2 separate regions of the Homo sapiens genome follow, and region 2 is linked to region 1. A link is an interaction called in ENCODE POLR2A ChIA-PET data of the cell type or tissue named here. Cell type or tissue: MCF 10A. All regions are shown on one strand. Links, peaks and the distances in the headings refer to the core of each region. The heading gives the core; the rest is flanking DNA.

Evidence for each region. Peaks named below come from ENCODE experiments on the same cell type or tissue, not always from the same donor. Only the 100,000 strongest peaks of a DNase experiment are listed, where the experiment ranks them.
Region 2: POLR2A ChIA-PET joins it to region 1 with 45 read pairs; 31 of 35 experiments call an interaction of 5 or more read pairs at or near these places.

Annotation. Positions count from the first base shown.
Region 1 is chr1:154,959,091-154,964,090 of GRCh38, reverse strand. PYGO2 (pygopus family PHD finger 2) reads left to right here and starts at 2,309. Exons shown (of 3, transcript NM_138300.4): 1 at 2,309-2,617; 2 at 3,065-3,114; 3 at 4,245-5,000. The coding sequence starts at 2,515. SHC1 (SHC adaptor protein 1) reads left to right here. Exons shown (of 12, transcript NM_001130040.2): 12 at 160-1,793. The coding sequence ends at 288. PYGO2-AS1 (PYGO2 and SHC1 antisense RNA 1) reads right to left here and starts at 2,553. Exons shown (of 1, transcript NR_171036.1): 1 at 1,468-2,553. RefSeq lists enhancers at 1,222-1,961, 1,962-2,702, 4,307-4,806 and silencers at 1,844-2,253, 2,304-2,763. In MCF 10A, for the core only: a CTCF peak has its summit at 2,088; DNase peaks (open chromatin) are centred at 2,290 and 2,560.
Region 2 is chr1:155,008,644-155,019,628 of GRCh38, reverse strand. ZBTB7B (zinc finger and BTB domain containing 7B) reads right to left here. Exons shown (of 3, transcript NM_001256455.2): 2 at 3,815-4,974; 3 at 1,106-3,409. The coding sequence starts at 4,968. The coding sequence ends at 2,944. DCST2 (DC-STAMP domain containing 2) reads left to right here. Exons shown (of 15, transcript NM_144622.3): 15 at 869-1,102. The coding sequence ends at 1,085. Among named protein-coding and RNA genes, the nearest start is that of ZBTB7B, 11 kb to the right of the region's middle. RefSeq lists a cis regulatory region at 2,282, a silencer at 1,844-2,313 and enhancers at 2,210-2,354, 6,727-7,474, 8,974-9,723. In MCF 10A, for the core only: a CTCF peak has its summit at 1,926 (motif pointing right); a DNase peak (open chromatin) is centred at 2,208.

The DNA.
Region 1 (5,000 bases), core at 1-5,000:
GAGAAGCCTCAATGATCAGGATTGACAGGCCACACTCTCCCCCACCATTTTTTTCTCCTCCTTCAAGCCTCTTGTCTGTTTCACCCTCTTCCACCTTGGAGGCTGAGGTCTTATTTGACTCTTCACCTGAATTGACCTTCTTCCTTCCCACCCTCCCAGGTTCGGACTAAGGATCACCGCTTTGAAAGTGTCAGTCACCTTATCAGCTACCACATGGACAATCACTTGCCCATCATCTCTGCGGGCAGCGAACTGTGTCTACAGCAACCTGTGGAGCGGAAACTGTGATCTGCCCTAGCGCTCTCTTCCAGAAGATGCCCTCCAATCCTTTCCACCCTATTCCCTAACTCTCGGGACCTCGTTTGGGAGTGTTCTGTGGGCTTGGCCTTGTGTCAGAGCTGGGAGTAGCATGGACTCTGGGTTTCATATCCAGCTGAGTGAGAGGGTTTGAGTCAAAAGCCTGGGTGAGAATCCTGCCTCTCCCCAAACATTAATCACCAAAGTATTAATGTACAGAGTGGCCCCTCACCTGGGCCTTTCCTGTGCCAACCTGATGCCCCTTCCCCAAGAAGGTGAGTGCTTGTCATGGAAAATGTCCTGTGGTGACAGGCCCAGTGGAACAGTCACCCTTCTGGGCAAGGGGGAACAAATCACACCTCTGGGCTTCAGGGTATCCCAGACCCCTCTCAACACCCGCCCCCCCCATGTTTAAACTTTGTGCCTTTGACCATCTCTTAGGTCTAATGATATTTTATGCAAACAGTTCTTGGACCCCTGAATTCAATGACAGGGATGCCAACACCTTCTTGGCTTCTGGGACCTGTGTTCTTGCTGAGCACCCTCTCCGGTTTGGGTTGGGATAACAGAGGCAGGAGTGGCAGCTGTCCCCTCTCCCTGGGGATATGCAACCCTTAGAGATTGCCCCAGAGCCCCACTCCCGGCCAGGCGGGAGATGGACCCCTCCCTTGCTCAGTGCCTCCTGGCCGGGGCCCCTCACCCCAAGGGGTCTGTATATACATTTCATAAGGCCTGCCCTCCCATGTTGCATGCCTATGTACTCTACGCCAAAGTGCAGCCCTTCCTCCTGAAGCCTCTGCCCTGCCTCCCTTTCTGGGAGGGCGGGGTGGGGGTGACTGAATTTGGGCCTCTTGTACAGTTAACTCTCCCAGGTGGATTTTGTGGAGGTGAGAAAAGGGGCATTGAGACTATAAAGCAGTAGACAATCCCCACATACCATCTGTAGAGTTGGAACTGCATTCTTTTAAAGTTTTATATGCATATATTTTAGGGCTGTAGACTTACTTTCCTATTTTCTTTTCCATTGCTTATTCTTGAGCACAAAATGATAATCAATTATTACATTTATACATCACCTTTTTGACTTTTCCAAGCCCTTTTACAGCTCTTGGCATTTTCCTCGCCTAGGCCTGTGAGGTAACTGGGATCGCACCTTTTATACCAGAGACCTGAGGCAGATGAAATTTATTTCCATCTAGGACTAGAAAAACTTGGGTCTCTTACCGCGAGACTGAGAGGCAGAAGTCAGCCCGAATGCCTGTCAGTTTCATGGAGGGGAAACGCAAAACCTGCAGTTCCTGAGTACCTTCTACAGGCCCGGCCCAGCCTAGGCCCGGGGTGGCCACACCACAGCAAGCCGGCCCCCCCTCTTTTGGCCTTGTGGATAAGGGAGAGTTGACCGTTTTCATCCTGGCCTCCTTTTGCTGTTTGGATGTTTCCACGGGTCTCACTTATACCAAAGGGAAAACTCTTCATTAAAGTCCGTATTTCTTCTACCTCTGCCTCTTAACCCTTCTGGGAAGCCTATTGTGTACGCCGCGGGCCCTCAGCGGCAGACGGGGAGGCGGGAGGTCGCGGCCGCCCAGGGAAGCTGGGGGTCTGCAGAGTTTGGGTGCGGCAGAGTGGGGCGTTTCGCGCCACCGTCCCCATGGGGATGTCGTGTCCGCAGAGGGGGCTGGCTCCGGGTGGGTCGAGGCGGGAGCCGGGCCTGCCCGGCGCCCCAGCACCGGCCCCCGGGCTACCTGGGCCTCCCGGGTGCGCCTTCGGCTCGCGCGCGCCCCTCCGCGGCGGCTCCACCGCCCGGGATGGTACGGTCCGGCAGCCGGGCCGCGCGCTGCCGCCCCTCGGTGAGCTGGTGTGGGCCGCCGCTAGCGGAGACGACCCTTTCCACTCGCGTGGTGCCGTGGTAAGCCTCGTCCCTCGCCCGCCGCCTGTTTTCAGGCGTAGCGTCTCGTCCGGTCCTTGCTCCCCCTCCCCGCAGCGCTCAGTGGTGGTGGCCGCGACGAGTTCCGGTTCCGGTTGCTGCCGCCGCTGGCGGGCGGCGAGTCTGGAGAGAGCGCGCAGTTTGCGCGGCGGCTCGGCGCTTCCCTGTCGTCGCACTTTGTGGTTGCTGCAGCTCGGGGGCCTGGGCTGCCCCTGACACCCCTTCTGGGCGATGGTGCAGCCCAAGGGCGCCTCCATCCCCCGCCGCTGCCGCTAACCCGGGTCCCCCACTCCATGGCCGCCTCGGCGCCGCCCCCACCGGACAAGCTGGAGGGAGGTGGCGGCCCCGCACCGCCCCCTGCGCCGCCCAGCACCGGGAGGAAGCAGGGCAAGGCCGGTGAGCGCGCTGCGAGGGGCGGGGGCTGAAGAGGCCCAGGACTTGGGAACCTCAGAGGGGAGGGATGGTGGGCGGGGGGTGTTTCACAGTCTGAAGGCTTGAAGGGAGGCTCAGGTGAAAAGGATGGGTGGGTGTAATCCTCCAGGGGTTGGGGGCAGGTGTCACACATTGAGGACTCTAGGGTTTGGAGCCACATGGAATTCAGTACTCACTTGGAGCTTGAGGATATCGAAAGATGGGATATCTTTCATTTAAAGGAAGACGTAGCTGAGAGTATGATCATCTTCACAATCTATTTTTCATATTGCACCCCTTGTTAGCATTTGTTGAATAAATAAGCAAGTATGTATTGACGTTAAAGGAGTTCCTCAGAGCATGGCTGAGAGAAAAGAGGTTGGGGAAACCTCAGGGAAACTTGTCTGCGTCTTCCTTTTGCCGCTCTTCCAGGTCTGCAAATGAAGAGTCCAGAAAAGAAGCGAAGGAAGTCAAATACTCAGGTGAATGGTGGTTGGTGGTGGGTTTGGTTCCCAGCAGCCCCTTGGCGGCACACTGTCTACTCTGCCATTCCAGTATCTGTTTGTATCTTGTATCAGCTGCAGGGAGGAGAGAGAAAACTGTCTTTCTTGCTTTGCTTCTTGTTCTTTCGCTGAACCTTATAACAAGTTTAGGGGAAAGTATCCTCTCCTAAGAGATGATTCGACCAAAGTTCTTACCACGCAGGGTTCCAGTCTCCTCCATGTTTCCTGTCCTGGTTTCCTCCTGATGATAACGTAACACCTACCACTTACTGATCCTTTTTTTAGTGCCAGGGATTGCGCTAACATGCTTTAACAGTTTGGGGAGATAGGCATTATCCCTATTTTACAGATGAGAAATCTGGGGGTTAAAAATGTTAAATACATGCTCCACAGTCTTGAGGTTGTTTTTCAGGGTCAGAGCTGGGATTCCATCCTAGTTCTGCCTGTTTTTAAAACATAGTTACTGCACTATGTTGGTTCCACTCTCCACCCTCTTTTTCTTGTCTTTTTTTTTTTCTTTTTTCTTTTCTTTTCTTTTCTTTTTTTTTTTTTGTAGTAACAGAGACTTGCTGTGTTACTACTCAAACTCATGGGCTCAAGGGATCCTCCTGCCTCGGCTTCCCAAAATGTTAGCATTACAGGTGTGACCCACTGTGCCTGGCCTGTGGTCCATTTTTTTTTTTTTTTTTTTGAGACGGAGTCTTGCTCTGTTGCCCAGGCTGGAGTGCAGTGGTATGGTCTTGGCTCACTGCAAGCTCCGCCTCCTGGGTTCACGCCATTCTCCTGCTTCAGCCTCCCGAGTAGCTGGGACTACAGGCGCCCACCACCACGCCCGGCTAATTTTTTTGTATTTTTAGTAGAGACGGGGTTTCACCGTGTTAGCCAGGATGATCTCGATCTCCTGACCTCGTGATCTGCCCGCCTTGGCCTCCCAAAGTGCTGGGATTACAGGCGTGAGCCACCGCACCTGGCCTGTGGTCCATATTGATTTTAGACCTGAGCTGCCCACAGTATCAGCCTCCAAAATGTGTATTGTGTTGGTAGTGCTCTCTTGGTTTAGCTCTGTGTTTCCCTCCATGACCCTCTTTCCCTCAACTGTTTCTCACTAGGGCCCTGCATACTCACATCTGACGGAGTTTGCACCACCCCCAACTCCCATGGTGGATCACCTGGTTGCATCCAACCCTTTTGAAGATGACTTCGGAGCCCCCAAAGTGGGGGTTGCAGCCCCTCCATTCCTTGGCAGTCCTGTGCCCTTCGGAGGCTTCCGTGTGCAGGGGGGCATGGCGGGCCAGGTACCCCCAGGCTACAGCACTGGAGGTGGAGGGGGCCCCCAGCCACTCCGTCGACAGCCACCCCCCTTCCCTCCCAATCCTATGGGCCCTGCTTTCAACATGCCCCCCCAGGGTCCTGGCTACCCACCCCCAGGCAACATGAACTTTCCCAGCCAACCCTTCAACCAGCCTCTGGGTCAAAACTTTAGTCCTCCCAGTGGGCAGATGATGCCGGGCCCAGTGGGGGGATTTGGTCCCATGATCTCACCCACCATGGGACAGCCTCCCAGAGCAGAGCTGGGCCCACCTTCTCTGTCCCAACGATTTGCTCAGCCAGGGGCTCCTTTTGGCCCTTCTCCTCTCCAGAGACCTGGTCAGGGGCTCCCCAGCCTGCCGCCTAACACAAGTCCCTTTCCTGGTCCGGACCCTGGCTTTCCTGGCCCTGGTGGTGAGGATGGGGGGAAGCCCTTGAATCCACCTGCTTCTACTGCTTTTCCCCAGGAGCCCCACTCAGGCTCCCCGGCTGCTGCTGTTAATGGGAACCAGCCCAGTTTCCCCCCGAACAGCAGTGGGCGGGGTGGGGGCACTCCA
Region 2 (10,985 bases), core at 1-5,000, 56 kb before region 1:
GCCCCTGGGGGCAGCCCAGGGTCTCTGTCTTGATGACGTGTTAGAGCAGGGGCAGTGGCCAGGAGGGAGAGCTGGCTGAACAGGAGGGACTCAGAGAGGGGGCCATGGCCAGGGAAGAACTCTGGAATGAATCCAGTGAAAGGCCAAGGCTGAGGAAGACGTCTGAGTGGGAACAGAGATGACGGTCAATAGAACCAAGGAGGTTAGGGATTGAGAGGCCAGAGAATTGGGTGGGTCCTCTAGCGACGAGGTTGCAGGACCATACAAACAGCAGGAGTCCAGAGCCGGCATCTTAAACAGATGTGGCAGGTGTCTGGCAGGCCTGAGGAGACAGCCACAGCACTGGTGGTACAGCTATCATGGCAGCCAGGGGCTTTGCAAAAAAACACTACGGGCCAGCTGGGTTTGAGAAGGTTAAGCTGCCTCCTCTTGGGAGGACTGCAAAGAAAACTGTCCAGTGGGCACATTCCAGTGTGAATGGGGCGGTAGAGGTCATGATGAGTCAAGAGGTTGAAGGGGAAGCAAAGCTTTCTTTTCAGAGGTTCTAGAGGGCCCAGTGAAAGGATAAGCTGGGTCAGCAGAGGGGACAGCTTGAGCCTTGAGCAGGTGTGACTACTGAGGTCACTAGTGATTCTGCCCTTCCTAGCCATGTGGCCTCAGGCAAGTCACTGCCCACCCCCCAGCATCAGCCTAAAATCAGAAAATATCTACAGCCATGGGCTGGTACGCCTCGTGGGCCTGAGAGAGCAGGAGTTGCTCAGAAAGAACAGGAGCTGGATCTGAACAGATGGGGCAGGGCAGGGGGCAGGGATGCACCTGTGAAGACAGAAGGTGGGTGATCCGGCCACCCCCTTCCTCTCCTCACTAGTGACCTGGATGAGGAGAAGGGGCCTCAGCAGAGGAAGCACGGGCAGCAGCCCTTACCTGAAGCCCATCAGCCTGTCAGCATTCTCACCAGCCCTGAGCCCCACAGACCACCTGAGACATCCTCCGCCACTAAAGGAGCCCCCACTCCAGCTTCAGAACCCTCAGTCCCTCTCTCACCTCCCTCTCTTCCTGATCCTTCCCACCCACCCCCCAAATAAACCAAAAGTGGACACAAGTGTGAATCTTAAATTATTATTATTTCTTCCTGTCGCTTACACCCGAGGTGGGGGAGTTGGGGTGGGGGGAAGGGAATAGGAGGGGGGGAGTGCCTCTCCCCCTAAGGCACTGACTGGGAAAGCCGAAAGTAGGGAGAAGGGAGGCCACATTGTCCCCACTTTCTGGGGCTGGGCCCCAGGTCTCCCCAGCCCTGGGCTCCCCCCATCACCTGAAATGCTAAGATGAGGCCCAGGACAACCCGATCTCCCCGCCACCCCAATATATTACATCATCACTTTTTAAATAGATAACAGGGACTGGTCCCGCTACCCCCTCCCTGTGACCCCTCCCCACTGTTAGGGGTACCTGGGCAGCTGTGCAAATGGGCATGGGGGTGCATGGAAGGGAGGAAGAGCACCGGGCCCCTGAACCTGCCCCTTTTAAGGAGGGGGAGGAGCCGTCAGGCCAGGAAGGGGAAATAGTGCAAGGCAGAGCCCAGGCTGCAAAAGGGGTCCAGCACCCAGCGAGGAAGGGGGGGTGTCCCCCACCCCCAGCAGAATTGGGTAGTTAAAAATCTGAAACTAGATTTCAACAAGACCAACAGAAGAGGCTATGTACAGAATGGGGGTGGATTCAATCCTAAGAGCAGAGTGGGGATTATTCTCCCCTGCCTGACAGGAAGCCCGGCTGGCAAGGATCTGGGAAGGGGATCACTTTCCCACAGGTCCGCAGCCCCTTCCCCTGCGGCCAAGCGAGAAGTTCTGTGCCCACTGCCTTGGCAAGGGGGCGCCGCTCACCAGCTGGGGTGGATGAGGAGCGTGAAGACAGCTCGCTCCAGTGGCCGCGGGGGGCGCTCGCCCACTCAGAGCATGGCCGCCAGATGGCGCCGGCTCGCCCGCTCTCCACAAGGCTCTTCCAACCCCTTACCCTGTCCCACACCCTTCGCTGCGCCAGCCCGGGGGCGGCGTGAGTCAGGGGCGGCAGCGGTGGCGGCGGCTCCGGCTCGCACCTGGGCGGGGAGGAGATGGGGAGGAGGAGAAGAGGGTAGGACGCCGCCCGGCCCGCCCTGCCCTCTGGCCCCGGGGAGGGAGCGGCGGGAACAAGACATTCCCTGCCCAGGGCCGTGGGGAGGGAGGGCTAGGGAGGGGAGTGGAACGGAGCGGCTCCCCTAGCTGGGCGGGGCCCCTCTACTGCCCCCAGGGGCAGGCGAGCCAATCAGGCCACCCCGCCCCCTTCTCCACGACCCCATGACTCAGCGCCGGGAGCAGGGCGGAGGGGGACTGGGATGGCTCCTTCCTTACAGGCCCAGTCCCCCAGTCTTTCAAGCTTCCACCTGGCTTTCCCCCACCTACCCTTCCTTTGCCGGCCCCCTTTGCATAATTCACTGCCAGGAAAAAGGAACAGAAACCAGGAAGGAGGGGTCTCGAAAGGGAGGGGCAGTCCTTCACCCCCTTACACAGCCAAAACCCCCAAGGGGCATAGGGGCGGGGCAAGGCTTTGGTCCCAAGCCCCCACCCCCTAGAAACCCGCATAGCCGAAGTGGGACCCACAAATTAGAAATACATTATTGCTTCTACTCCCCAGGAGCAGCTGGGGACAGGGACCCCACTTTTACAATACAGCTGTAAATATATACACAATATATGTATCACTCCTTGGGGGATCACCCCAATTTGGGGAGCCTCTGCCCCAATACCTTCTTAGCTTGGAATTGGAATGAGGGCTCTGGGAGGAAGGGCTGATGCTGATGCCAGCAAGGCTCCGTGCCCCAGACCCCTGCTGTGTCTGTCCTGCGTGCTCCCACTGCTTGGCATGGGTGTCCCCGGCCTTGTGCTGCTTCAGTCTGGCCCTCGTCCCTCTTTAAGAGGACTCCATGGCACCTTCAGCCTGGGGTGTGGTGGGTGCCCCTTCCTCCTCATCGTCATCAGGGGGCCCTGGGGTAGAGACCGGGGGCCCAGTGGGGGCTGACTGCTCCCAGAATCGAGCTAGAGAGAGGCGGAAGGTGTCCAGGTGGCCATTGGAGAGGTCGAGGCCAGCGGGGGATGCAGCAGCGGTAGAGGGTGGTGGGTAGTGGGGTGGTGCATCGTCCTTGCGGCGCCGTCGGGTGCGCACCTCCAGGCAGTTCTGGCCTTTGAGGTGGCGCTGCAGGTGGTCCTCCTTGGCGAAAGCCTTGTGGCACAGGTGGCACTCATAGGGCCGGTCCCCTGTGTGCAGGTGCATGTGGTTCTTGAGGTCGTAGCTGTGCAGGAAGCGGGCTGGGCAGTGCGGGCATGAGTAGGGGCGCTCTCCCGTGTGCTTCCGCATGTGGATCTTCAGCTTGTCGTTCCTGGCACAGGCAGGGGTGAGGGGCAGGGAGGTGTTCAGGATGGGATCCCTGGCTCCTCCTGGTCATCCCACCCTGGCCTTGTCCCATCCCTGTTCCTCACCATTTGTTACCCCACTATTGCCCCAGGAGATACCCTGCTAGCTCACCTCTAGCTTAACTAGGCCTTGTCATTATCCACTCCTCTGCTTCCAGCACTGCCCTCCTGGGCACCGAATCCTCCATGCTCCAGATCCACCCCCTGCTGGCTTGTTTTCTTCTGCTCTCCTCACTCCAGTAACCCACCCATGCCCCAGTCCCTCCAGGACCACCTACCACCACCTCGGGTCTCCTAACTTCTTCCCCATCTCCTCCCACCCTGTCCCCTACCCATGGCCCCTGCCGGGCCCTTCCCCCCTTGCTGCTCACCTGGTGAATCGAACACCGCAGACCTCGCAGGCAAAGGGCTTCTCGCCTGTGTGGGTCCTCATGTGGCGAGGCAGTTTGCCTGCCCCATGGATGATCTTGTGGCAGACAGGGCACTCCTGAGGCATCTGGGAGCGGCGTTTGCGCACCAGCTTGTCTTGGCTGTCCAGGCCTGGTGCCAGGTTGTCCTGGTGCAGGGAGCTTAGGTAGGCCATCAGGTCAGGATCGATGGCATCCTCATCTGAGCCCAGCTCCTCTGGGGACAGCGGGGGCCCGCCACCCTGCGCCAGCCCATAGGCTGGGGGATATACCAGCTCCTCTTCTTCTTCCTCACCCTCATAGGGTTCGTAGCTCTGGGGACCCTCAGGAGGGGAGGCAGTTCCTGTGGGAGGGCTGTAGCTGTCCCCCGGCCCACTGCCCCCACTGCTGCCCACTCTGCCCGCCACCTCCTCCTCCTCATAGGTCAAGGGATGGGCGGGCACTGTGGGCACCTCAGGGACTAGGTGGTTTGCTCTGGCCCCCTTGGTTTGCAGGAAAGCTTTCCGGGGCTTGCGGCTGCGGCGGGCAACAGGCCGAGGTGGCGGTGGCGGAGGTGGTGGGAGGGGCACCTGTGGAGGACTGTCTTCACCATTGGGAACTCCAGAGGCCGTGGCTGTGGCAAAGGCCTCCAGATACTGGCGGGCTCGCTCACAGTCATCCTCGTCCGGGCTGGGAGCTTCTAGCCCACTGCCCTGCAGAATCTCCATGCAAGCAGCGATGACACACGGGATCTCCAGCAGGCGGGCAGCCTGGAGCACAGCTGGCATGTTGGCGCTGCTGGTGGTCAGTGTGGCTGTATAGGCAAATTCAAGGAGGGCGCCTAGTGCCTCTGGCCCTACAAAGTCCAGCTCACACACACCGGCCCCTGCTCCCCCAGTGGCCGTCCCGCTACCCCCGGCCCCCATGACAGCTCCGCCACCGCCCTCAGTGAAAAGCTTCTTGAAGTAGTGGCTACAGGCAGCTAGCACAGCCCTGTGGGTGCGGTATTCAAGGCCCTGCGTCCGGATGGTGAGGTCACATAGGTGGCCCAGCTGGCGCTGCTCATTGAGGCAGCTCAGGAGCTCACTGCTGTGGTCCGGGAATGGAATCCCAATCAGGTCATCCTCGGGGCTCCCCATCTTCTCCTGCAGAGTCAAGTAGAGGGGAGATTAAGAGCGCTCAGCCCACAGGGGTCTGGGGAAAGAGGACCAACTTTAGCCAATACTTATTGAGGGATGACTGCATGCCAGTCACCCTTCTGAGTACTTTACACTCATTTCATCTTCCAGAACCCTCTGAAGTATGATCATCATCTGTTTCACAGACAAGGAAACTGAGGTTCAGACAGGTGAAGTGATTTTCCAAGTTAAGTGCAGAACAGTGTTCAAACTCAGGGAGTGGGCCCGGTCCTTGTTCCTAACCACTATACTATTCTACTCTGCCTCTGTGGCAGCAGGAGCCCTGCCTTTCTGGCCCTTTCATGGAGGTCCATCTATGTCACCTGCCCCATTCCCCATCTCTTTGGAAGGAGCAGTGGACTGGGAGATAGGATGCCTGGGTCCCGGTTCAGGCTTCATAAAGAATTGGCTGAAGGACCGGGGGTGGTACTGGCAGCTGGCCTCAGTCATTTGAAAAGTGAGGTAACAGTCTTTGTAATGAACCTCCTCATAACCTGGGGAGAGGCCAATGAGAGAGTTCAGACTCACACTGGACCAAGATCTGCTGGAGGCCAGGCACAGACAGGTGCTTTAACTCAAGTTATCGCTCTCCAAAGCGGTTAGGACACTGTAAAACATATGCAAACAAGAGAAGGCAGCTTCCAAGCATCATCCTCTTCCTCCTCTTGCCCCTCCCCTGGCTACCAAAAGTTCATCTCCCCTTCTAGATCCCCCACTTCTCCAGGCCAAACGGGAAACACAGCTCCCAGCATCCCTCCCCCCACATCCTCCCCTCCCCCATGGGGCCAAGGAGCAGCCACCCTTTGCTGGGGTGTCACTGGCTGGCGCGGGTGCTTCCTGCCCCGCACAGATAAGCATCGCCCCCGCCCCCTCCCCCACTGCCAATAGGCCAAGTTCCAGTCCCACCCCCCACCTCCCCCTCAGCTACTGCCACCCCTCCCTCCCTATTCCAGGAGAGCCCCGTCTCCAGAAGGCCTTGGTCCTGCTCTCTATCCTTTACCCTCCAAGGCCCAGCCACAGGAGGTGGGTGCAGAGCAGCCAGGAGGTGGGTGCAGAGCACCAAGGCTGGCAGAGGTGTCGGCAGGGGTTGGGGCCTGGAAGGGGGTGAGACCTGCTTTAAATCCTGGCTCTGCTACTGTCTTGCTGAATGACCTTGGGAAAGTCATTTCTCTCTGTGCTTCCATTTCCTCAGCTGTGCAAGGAGGGGGTGGAAGTAGTGGCCCCAATGGCTCAGACCTTCAGCCCTGACATTTTGTGGGTCTGGAGCAACTGGAGACAGTGCTGGGGCTTGGAAAGAACTGGGCTCTGGAGTCAGCCAGGCTTGAGTTTGAATCCTGTCTCTGCCACCAGTTAGCTCCATGACCTTAAACAAGTGATTTAATCTCTGAGCCGCCTTCCTCATCTGTAACATAGGATAATTCCACCTGACTCCTAGGGTTGTGGTGAGGGTTAAATGAGACCAAATATGGCACAATGCCTGATATGCAGTAGGGATTCGATAAATGTTCTGGCCTTGGCCTAGCCTGGGGTCAGATTCCACTATACAGATGGCCTCTGTTAAGAAAACTACTTGGGGACAGGTCTGCCTCCCTCCCTCAAATCACCCTGAGGGAACCAAGCTACTACTAGCTACATGACTTTGGACAAGTCACTTCCTTTCCTGAGGAAGCCTGTTCCTCATATGTAATATTAAAGACTGGCCCAGATGATCCCTAAGGCAAGTCCCACTGACATTTTGTCAGTGTCCCCTCTGCCACTCCAGCAGCTGTTCAGACCTGGCCATTGATGGGGAAAGGTTTTTTTTTTTTTTGGGTGGGGGGGTGAATGGGGGAGTCAAGCCACAAATTTCCTCTTTAGGACACAAGAAGTGCATTCTCTGTGTCTGCCTCCCTGCCTGCCCTCTTCATTGCAAGGCCAGGGCTCCTGCACAGAAACCTTGGGTGAGCAGCACCCGCATGTCCTTCTTTGCTTGTAAGCCACCTCTAGGCACCCTTAGATAGCTCACCTGTTCCCACCGTAAGTCCGCAAACCACTTCTCTCCCTAGGAACCAAGCCATCTGGGAGCTCTCCCTGCTCCCTTTAATCCTCCTGCCTGTACTTTACAAATGGTACAAGTGGCAAATGGCCCCCAGACTTGGGAACAAACAAAAACCAGGTGGGCAGCAGCAGCAGCAGGAGGAGCAGCAGCAACAGTGGCTGCAGCTACTTAAGCAGCAGTAGGCACCCTCCTGGGCCCAAGTGGATCCTGTCCCTCCTAAGGGGGATGGGTGGGGCTGTCCTCGCTGTCCATTGGCTGGGAGCTGGGCACTGGCAGGCACGTGGCTCACCCCATCCCTCTCCCTCCTTCCCTGCCCACCCCACCCATTCCCGCTGCTAAACCCGCCTCCTTTCTCCCACCCCAGGGCCGGTCTCCGTGGCAACTTGGTGTGGTGGGGGCGCTGATTGGCTGACCTCACTGTCAGGTCACAGGCTCAGGCTCGTTCACCACGCAACTCACACAGGGATTGGGCAAGGGTGGGTGTTTAACTCCTTAGGCCCAAATCCAATGCCCATGGCCAAGAGGTAGCAATGAAAGAGGGGGAGAGGCAGAGGACATGTGTGGGAAGGAGAGGGTGTTCATAAGCTTCTCTAGCTTCTGGGAAACTCCCCTAACCCTTACCCAGGGCTCTAACACCCATGCCAATATAGGTGCCACCTGGAGCTATGGTGGTGCCAACCAGGCCAAGGGGCCCTCCTAGACCCATCATCTGGGAGGGATGGGTGGGGCAAAGGCCTCCCCCTTCTTTCTGCCAGGGCAGGGCACTGGTGCCAGGGTGCCCACCCTACCTTGGGCACCTTTCCCACCTCTGCATCCCAGAGGGCCCAGTCCCCTGACGCCCCATGAAGGCGGCCCATCCCCACCCAATCTGGCATGCCCCCTCTTGCTAAGACCTTGTGGGCATGGGTGTGTGTGGTGGTTGGGGGTGCAGCTGTGCCAGGGAACCGGGCAAGGTCTGTTTGGTCTGTTTGCCTGGTAGGGGGAAGAACTGGGGGCCCCACCCCATCACTCCCCTCTTTCCCGCCACCCCCCCAGGCTCCCCTCACTGTCAGGCCTGCTAGACCGGCCAAGCCGGTGGGCAGCTCTCTTGAAACTGGGCCCTGAGTCAAGCCTGCCCTGTCCTTGGTTGGGGGAAGACTTCAGGGTGAGAAAGTTGGGAGGGGGTAAAGGTGGGAGTGCCTATCACCTACCCTTCAGTGCTCAAGGGCACCTGGCAGGGTATGTCCAGCACCAAGAAACCAAAAGGTGGAGGCCACTGGCCTGGTCTTGGAAAGAAAAGGGAGATGGGAACTCTTTCCGGGTGCTGACCTCAGGCAGGGTCCAGTGCAGGGCTGGGGGCCACGAAGGCCAACACTGCTGGCTTGAGCCAGCCGAAGGGCAGGGATAGCAGGCCCTGAACAGGGCAGCTGAGTAAAGCTGACCCCCCTTTCCCCCACCCTGGGGATTAGGGGAGTGAGGCTTAGTGTGGGGGGCAGCAGGCGGAACCAGGATTAGCAGCAGAGAAAATAGATATGGGCCTGGGACACAGGCACGCAGAGCCCCCCCTCCCCAGGTTCCAAGGCCCCTACCTCTAGGCTCTGCCAGGGAGCCTGAGAGGGGCCTGGCCAGGCTTCTCCAGGAGCAGCAGCTTGGGGTGAGGGAGGATGAGGACCAGGCTGTAACATCTTCCTGCCAGGGATGATGGAGAGACCTGAGGCTCTTCCCAACGCTCCTGGTGCCTTGGCTGGCCACCCCTCCCCCTTACTTCTGTCTCCTTTCTCCCTCCACCCCCCCACCCCAACTCCAGCCTCAGGTTCTCTTCCTGTTTTTTTGGAGCTAAGTTTGCACGAAGCCATGGCTTTGGCCTGCGTCTGGACCAGGGGGGTGGGGAAATTGGACAGCCAGTCCAAAGTCCTAAGGGACCCAGGAATCCTTGTTCTCCAGCTTCCCCCACCGCTTCCCAGGGCCTCTGGGGCCCAGGAGCTGCAGCCATCTGGATTGCCCAGTTGGGGAGGGAAGGTAAAGGGGCTGAGCCTCTTCTCACATGAGGACTAGAAGGGCTTCAAAGAAGAGGTTCTCTGCCCAGGGATGCTCTGACATTTATGGAGCCCTTCTCTCCCCACCCCAGCCCCTCCAAGCTTGTGCATGCCTTCCCCATCCCCCATATGACGCTTCCCCCTCCTAACCTCACCACCCCCAGCACTCACACTTCCTGGGGGCCGAGGCGGGGAAGAGAGACCGCAAGCCACGAAGGGGGAAGGAGGCGAGGGGAGTTGGCTGCTTCCCGGTGCTGTGGGGGTTAAGTCTCTGCCCAGCTCCAAATCCCCCAGTCCTGGTTCTGGGGCTCCTGAAATGAGGGAGACCTTAATGCTTCCCTACATTTTCTTTCCATGACACCAGCCCTTGCCCATAGCCCCTTAGTCCCCATCAAGGGAAATATGAGGAAGATAAAAGATGGCGGAGGAAGGAATGGGGGCAACTCTCTCAGCCTTAGCGCCGCCACCTTTGGGTATTCCCTGCCATCATCCAGCCCTCACTCTTGCCCCTCTCTTGGCCTCCTGGTTCTGTCCCCTCATTGCCTCCTCCGACCCTTGTCTTCCCTCCACAAGTCCACCCTTTGCTTTCCTTCCTTCAGCCCTCCCTGAACTCCGCATCCTCTCCACCCCATCAGTGTCCCTAGGCCTCCTCCCAGGAACTGTCCCTGCCTCTCCTTTCTCTTCCCCTTGGTTCTCTCTTGCTCAAACTTCTCCACTTTCTCCATTGGCCCCCTGCTCCAACCATCCATTCCCTTCTTCCCAGGCATATGAGGGGTGGAGAGCCGCAGAGGAATTAAATCAGGGACCAGGCCTGCCTTCCAATGCCTGGTCTTGCCAAAAGATGGTTGAGTTTAGGGCACCCACACCCCACTTTTGGATGAAGCAGGGGACCACAATTTGGGAGCCAGTTGGGGAGAATGAGTGGTGGAGGGGGGTTTGCAGCGAGAGCGGATGTGGGGTGGGGGTGGGGGGACAACCTGTGCCTCTCTGCCCGTCAGAGTTTCCAGCCCTGGAGCTGCTGGACTTTCCCCGGAGGGTGCCCACCCTGGACCAGGCAATTGTCCACTTGGACAGACTCTGGCCATCAGGATTCTCAGCAGGGTCTGCCTGGACAGTGCCAGCTCCCCTTAGGGCCTGAGGAGACCGCACAAGGTGCCAGGGTCTGCCCTGTGCCCACCCCCTCCCCCCCAGCCTAGTGTCTCCGGCTGGGTAACCGAGCTGGCTGGTAACCCCACACCCGCCAAGCCGCCAGCAGAAACCTGAGCCCCCCAGCCCCAGAGGACACCCCAGCCCGATCTCCGGAGCCCGGCTCTCTGCCAGCCTGTCCAGCCTCCTGGCCTGGCCCAGCAATCACTCAGTCCCTATAGGCCCCTCTTCTGCCTCTCCTGATCTGCTCGGGTCCCCTTAAACACTGAGGCCTCCCCACATTCCCGCTTCTCAAGCCCTCAGTTCCCTAAACTCTCTTGTGAAGTCTGGGCACCCTCTTCCTGACCTGTTTTTCAGTCCTCTGACCCTTGGCTAATTCTAGGCCTCCAAGCCCCCCTGGGGCCTGATCTCCCAAGCCAGAGCAGGGCCTACTCACCTGAACGCTGAGGGGCCTGGCGGCAACTCCTCCTGGCCCCTGGGGGCAGCAGGTTGGGACAGGTGGGGGAGGGCCAGGCTTGGGGGGAGGTAGGGTGGCTGTTCCCCGCTCCAGCTCCCTCCTTCAAAGGGGCCGCCCACGACCTGGCCCAGCCCCTCCCCCCTACAGCCTTAACCCTCTGGGTGCTGTCCCCCCTCCCCCCAGCTTGGAGGGAGGGGTTACCGGAGGGCTGGCGGCGTGGGAGAGGGCCCAGAGTCTCTGCCTGTGGTGCCTGAAGCCCCAGCAGAACCCACCCACTCCTGTCCTTACTCAGTCCTAAAAGAGGAAAAAGGTGAGGGGTAGG